2 separate regions of the Homo sapiens genome follow, and region 1 is linked to region 2. Evidence: chromatin contacts called from ENCODE Hi-C or POLR2A ChIA-PET data. All regions are on one chromosome and are shown on one strand. The core of a region is the stretch at or near the end of the contact, and the rest is flanking DNA. Distances in the headings are between cores, read along the strand shown.

Evidence for each region. A loop is a pair of places that touch in the nucleus more often than their neighbours do. ChIA-PET counts read pairs that join two places held with the same protein, here RNA polymerase II (POLR2A). Pooled maps may share reads with other maps.
Region 1: a loop to region 2 is called in a map of sciatic nerve, with 27 times the contacts of the local background. The contact joins two enhancer-like sites. A Hi-C loop is called at or near these places in 1 of 168 maps with a recorded cell type or tissue (sciatic nerve) and 1 of 50 pooled maps. POLR2A ChIA-PET finds 5 or more read pairs at or near these places in 1 of 52 experiments (OCI-LY7).

What each region holds. Positions count from the first base shown.
Region 1 is chr7:144,811,671-144,814,370 of GRCh38, reverse strand. The region is part of intron 2 of TPK1 (thiamin pyrophosphokinase 1); the gene reads left to right. Among named protein-coding and RNA genes, the nearest start is that of TPK1, 23 kb to the left of the region's middle. Within about 2 kb of position 1,295, at least 5 of the 41 ENCODE cell types and tissues checked have a DNase peak (open chromatin) inside an H3K27ac peak, as active enhancers do; they include OCI-LY7, where a contact is called at or near this core.
Region 2 is chr7:139,094,002-139,096,701 of GRCh38, reverse strand. All of the region lies in intron 1 of ZC3HAV1 (zinc finger CCCH-type containing, antiviral 1), which reads left to right. Among named protein-coding and RNA genes, the nearest start is that of ZC3HAV1, 14 kb to the left of the region's middle. Within about 2 kb of position 1,306, at least 17 of the 41 ENCODE cell types and tissues checked have a DNase peak (open chromatin) inside an H3K27ac peak, as active enhancers do; they include OCI-LY7, where a contact is called at or near this core.

The DNA of each region.
Region 1 (2,700 bases), core at 46-2,545, 5.7 Mb before region 2:
AGGAAAAAATGCTGTCAAGGTATAATGAAAATGTAAATATATTCATTACTTTGTGTTAGTGCTATGGCTACTAAAAACATCAGGTTTTAATGTATGTCTCAGGAGGATTTAACAAGTAACAAAAGTCAGTGGGTCTAGGAAGTATTAATTGCTGGTTTGAGTTCATCAAAGTTAGGTCTAATTAAGGGTTCACTTAAAGAGGACAAAATGGGATCTCAGAAAAGTTATAAAAAAGTTTTTTCATTAGTTTAGCGATATAACTTGAAATTGGACCTGGAATGGCTACCTGCACCTTATAAGTTACAGTAAGCAGTATTAATACAAAAATAAAAAAGATTGATTACAGATTATTCCTGGCCTTCTCCCCTTTCCCTTTTCCCTCTTCTCAGCCTTTTAGATTTTTTTTTTACTTTTCCTGTCTTTGAAGCTTCCTTTCAATGTGCCCTGGATCTTAAGGATTTGTGTATTGAGATATAAATACAGGGAACTAAAGAAGTCCTCAAAACAGGTTATTAAAATGGAATGAAGATATATATGATATATATAAAAAGTTCTCAAAGTCACTTGTAATATAAATTGTCCCTTTGTCCAAACCACCACCTGCCCTATTTTAGCCCTACCTCATCACAGAATCTTTGACGAATAGTCGGTTTTAAAATACAGGATTCTGTCAATAAATTACTTATAGGAATATGTTCACTCTGTTTTTGGCAAAACTAGAAGGTGTTTGAAAACACGGAAATGAATCCAAAACCAATTACCGTTATGTCATCAATATAGGATTCGTGGTAATATGTGCTAAATGCTTTATTCTGCCGTGTAATAGCATACGAGAAAGGGCTGTGGGTCATGCGCATTTTTTAAGTTGTTGTATGCAGGTCCTGTGAATTTTAAGTCAGTTTTTGGCCTTTGTGCATAGTTGAAGATAAGATACTTGCTTGGTTTAATTTGTTTTTTAAAGTTAATGGTGAATGGTTGAGCCTGGAAAGTGTCAGGTTTACCTTAGTAAAAGAAATTTATTAGCTATGCTGATTAGCTCTAATTAAGTTTAAATGTGCGCAGACAGTTTTATCCAAAGTCTCTGTTGTGTTTGTAGTTTTAAACTCAGAATATATTTTCTCATGGAAATGAAATTACAATGTTGGTTAAGGTCTTAGACTGCCTTATAAAACTCACTCAATGCATAATGTAGCAGGATTTTAGAACTTTTGGCAATCAGATATGCTTCCTGGCTTCTGAATTTTTGGCAGGAAGTGTGAGATTGAGACTCCGGAAGTGGCAGTGGTAACAGGTTGTTAAGGCAGTGGAGGAAGTGTCCCCAGGTTCCAAGCATGACAGAAGCTGTGGCCCTTTAAATATGTGGGTTCTAAACCTGGTTGGTTGCCTGTATTATATATTCCAGCCCATTTTTCTTTGAGCCTCACTTCATGTATTAAAGCTCTACTTTCCCAGTAAATCACAGGCTGCATTATAATATTTTAGTTTTTCTTTATTCCTTCACGTAGTCATTGTGCATGAGCAATTCTAAGTTTCAATTGTGAAAGCTAATTATAATGTGAAACTGAAATCTCTGTGTTCTTGAAGAAGCTTGGAATATATTGACAGTTTTTTCTTTGAGAATTACTTTAATTTCTTTTATCTTTGTTCAGTATCTTAAGCTTTTAAAATAAGGACTAATTTTCAGAAGAGCTGTTCTTCTTTCCCGTAATGTCAGAATCTCACATAGTGATAACAGGCTAAATTTTCACTGAGGGTTGAAAAGCAATTCTTCTCCTTTTTTAATGGCAACACTGTCAAACTCGTGGTAGAATGATACAAATAATTCTTGTGGGCTGTAACCATTACTATCCTACACATGTAATTTCAGGTGTATTCAGTCTTTATGCGAGCTTGAATTCTAGGCAGCTGATCTGATAGTTTGCACATGCCAAGATTTTAAAGTTTATTATATTTTTATTGAAAGTTCTCATGTATCCAGTTGGTTTAAAAAATGATGTTTTAAAATGTGAATTCCTGCAGAGCTGAATTCTATGCTGTTGAATGCCCATACTCTACATAGAAATGGTAACGTTTCCAAGGGATGAAAAATAGGCTGAATTACTCTAAATTAAAGGTTTCCTGGTTTTTTATCTCTGGCATGTTTCTTCCATCCAACAAAATGGTGGTAGAGAGTTTCTTCTGAAGCTATAAACTTTAAATTTCCTTTACCTTTTTTTTCCCCAAACTTGCCTCTATGTAAGGCTATTTCGATAATGCTGTGGTCAGCTCTTGAGAGTACAAGATTTCTTTGCTGTAAAGAGAAACAATACTGGGATGTGGATGCTATATAAAGGAAGCTTTGGCTTAGTTCAACAGTGATCTCATAGCTACAGTTTTTGTGTGGCTTATTCCGACTATAATTTTTGGCTGTGCTCTGGATGTCATAACATTAATTTCAGGTTGAAATGGCTGTCGAAATTCAGATTTGGCATTTCTTTTCTCTAGATTTTGCCCAGCACATCTTTGTCCTTGTAGGAAGGATACTCCTCTATTGTTATTCTGCCTTTTTATAATCTTCCTATTTTTGAGGTGTTGGAACATTAGTCTTCAAGGCCTTCTTGGGAGAGATTGAACTGGATGGGTGGTTGGATTAACTTATATTGATTTTCAGGCAAGAAGCCTGTGACGCTAGCTTGCCTTACAGAGTGGGACAAAGGGGAG
Region 2 (2,700 bases), core at 57-2,556:
AGAAATGAATTTTTTAGTTCTGAATAAATGAAAGATTTTTCTTTAAGTGATCTTTCTCAGAGATTAGGGGTTCTATGACTTTTATGTGACAGACCAAAAGACATAGGAAACTTTTGGCATCCTAGGTACCAAGTCAATAAATATTTATTGAGCACAAACTTTGTGTCACAAATGATAGACAATTCTAGAGGCTTCTACCCCTTCCTTTGTCACTCACAGGATCCTGAAATACTGTCAACCAGTTAATTAATCTCTCTCTGGTTAATATTTGTTAACTTTCAGAGGGACTTATGCTGGGAAGTATTGTGGCGGGTGGTGGGGAGAAGCCAGCCTGTGAGAGGAGAGGGGGCTTGTGTGAACTACTTTCTCTGATCATCAAGATTTTGGTGGTCGGGTACGGTGGCTCACGCCTGTAATCCCAGCACTTTGGGAGGCTGAGACGGGTGGATCACCTGAGGTCAGGAGTTCAAGACCAGCCTGATCAACATGGAGAAACCCCGTCTCTACTAAAAATACAAAATTAGCCGGGAGTGGTGGTGCATGCCTATAATTCCAGCTACTCGGGAGGCTGAGGCAGGAGAATCACTTGAACCCGGGAGGCGGAGGTTGCGGTGAGCTGAGATTGCGCCATTGCACTCCAGCCTGAGCAACAAGACTGGAACTCCGTCTCAAAAAACAAACAAACAAAAAAAAACATTGTAGCAGTAACGCCACCACCTGCGGCCATCTACTCTCCTTTTTCTCAGTCCTGATGTGGACCTAGGGCAATGTTTCTCAAACTTTGCTGCATGTTGGGATCACTTAGGAAATCTTTAAAAAATACTGATGCCCGTCTCCTACCTTCTGATTTAATTAGGGTTTGAATTGGACTTTGGGATTTTGTTTTTTTAAGTCCCTAGATGGTTTTTAATGGGCAACAAGCTTGTGAACCATGAACTTAGGGGACTAGAGAAGTCAAGACTGGAGAGACTGTCCATAATAACAGAAAGATGATATTTTGGTGGCACCGGTGCTGTTTGTCCCACTCTTGGTACAACTGTAGGGTATGTGCGGATTCTTGGCCTCCGGCCTCCCCTATCCTCAGCGGGCCCAGCCTCCTCTGCTCTCCAGTCTTGCAAGGCCCTCGGTGCTTTCCTCTTCCTCCTCGGTGCAGGCTGTGGCTTGCCGTGGCTGCAGCCTTAGGTTCACCATTTTCTGCAGTGAGCTGGGGCTCTCTTTGTGCCTGCTGTGTTCTGGGTAATACAGTTGTGGTTAAAGGAAGCTCATTTTTTTCGGCTCCACCCTCTGTGTCTCCCCACATCCTTCGTTACCCTGCTCATGTGATCTCGTCTGGTCTATTCTGTTTCTCCTCCATCTCACTAGGGGCTCTAGAGGCAGTAAACCATCCCTACCCTCTAATAACACGGCAATTTAATCTTGAATATCAGAAGTACAAATATGGGGAGTAGGAGCCTCGTGGCTTTAAAATAATATCGCGTTAGGGTTGGTTTTGACTGATGACATTTTATTCTTTAGCTCAATGTTCTCTAGATTTTATCTTTCACACATCCTGGTTCCTTTTTTACCTGGCTTATATCATGGTGAGTGATTTCCTGTTTTCTATACAAATCAACGATCTTTTTGTTTTTGCCAACCCTATTAGGTGTTAGGGAGCAGAGGGGATGAAGGAGAGAAGGGAAGGAGTACTTCGATATAATTACTGTCCAAAAAAAAAAAAAAAAGACTCGGGTTACTGTCTCTTTTTGGTCTGACTGTTGAGTTCAGAGCTAGTCCTGTGTTTACCGATTTGTGAAGTGCAAGAGCTCCGAGGTGAACATCCAGTTCAGGAATCTAACTCAGAATCAAATCTGACAAGCGCATCCAGTGATTCTCAGCTCAGACTGCACGTGGGAATCACCCGGGCTCCCACCGCAGTAAGATGAAGCCAGTCTCCAGGGTGTGGCCCAGGGTTAGGTTATTTTCAACACTGCCCAGTTGATCATTATGTGTAGCCAGGAATGAGAATCACTGTGCAGGCTAGTTGTTTAGACTGCACCCGTGGTGAGAGAGAGCGCTTATTGCCTGGGCTAAAATAACATTTTGTTCTGTGGCTGGAAGAGAAAAGTGAAAAGGTCGTTTGTTTTTAGGCTTTTGGCCTGAGCTCCTTAAAGAGAGACAATTCTGCTCCTTTCAAGGATGTCTTTGCTGTTTTTTTTTTTTTTTTTAAGTTATCACCTCCTACTGCAACTCGCCCTCTTTGTTTGAGGTTTATCTGCTCCAAGTGTGGGTAGCATTCTGCAAACGCTTGTTTTGTCCTGGGAAATTCATAATAATTAGTAGGAGAGCTCTTTTTGTACTGGCGAGAGGGGAGTTCCCACAGCTTCTAACCAACCTTCTGTAGGACCTGTTGTCCTTTTTGGGGAGGTGGCCCTGAGCTGCCTATACTCCAAGTATGTTCGTAAAACCAGATTGTTAGACATGCAAATTCTTGGCCTCCAACCCTAGATTTACTGATTCAGACACTCCAGGGTGGGGGCCCAGGAATCTAATGGACCTCCTGTCTAGGTGATGCTGATGCATCCTAAAAGATTGAGAATCACCCTGGGATGTCTGGGATGGGGCCTGAGAATTTGCATTTCTGAAAACCTCCCAAGTGATGCTGATGATGTTGGCCTAGGGACCAAATTTTCAGCATCGCTAGCTTAGCAAACCCCAAGAGGC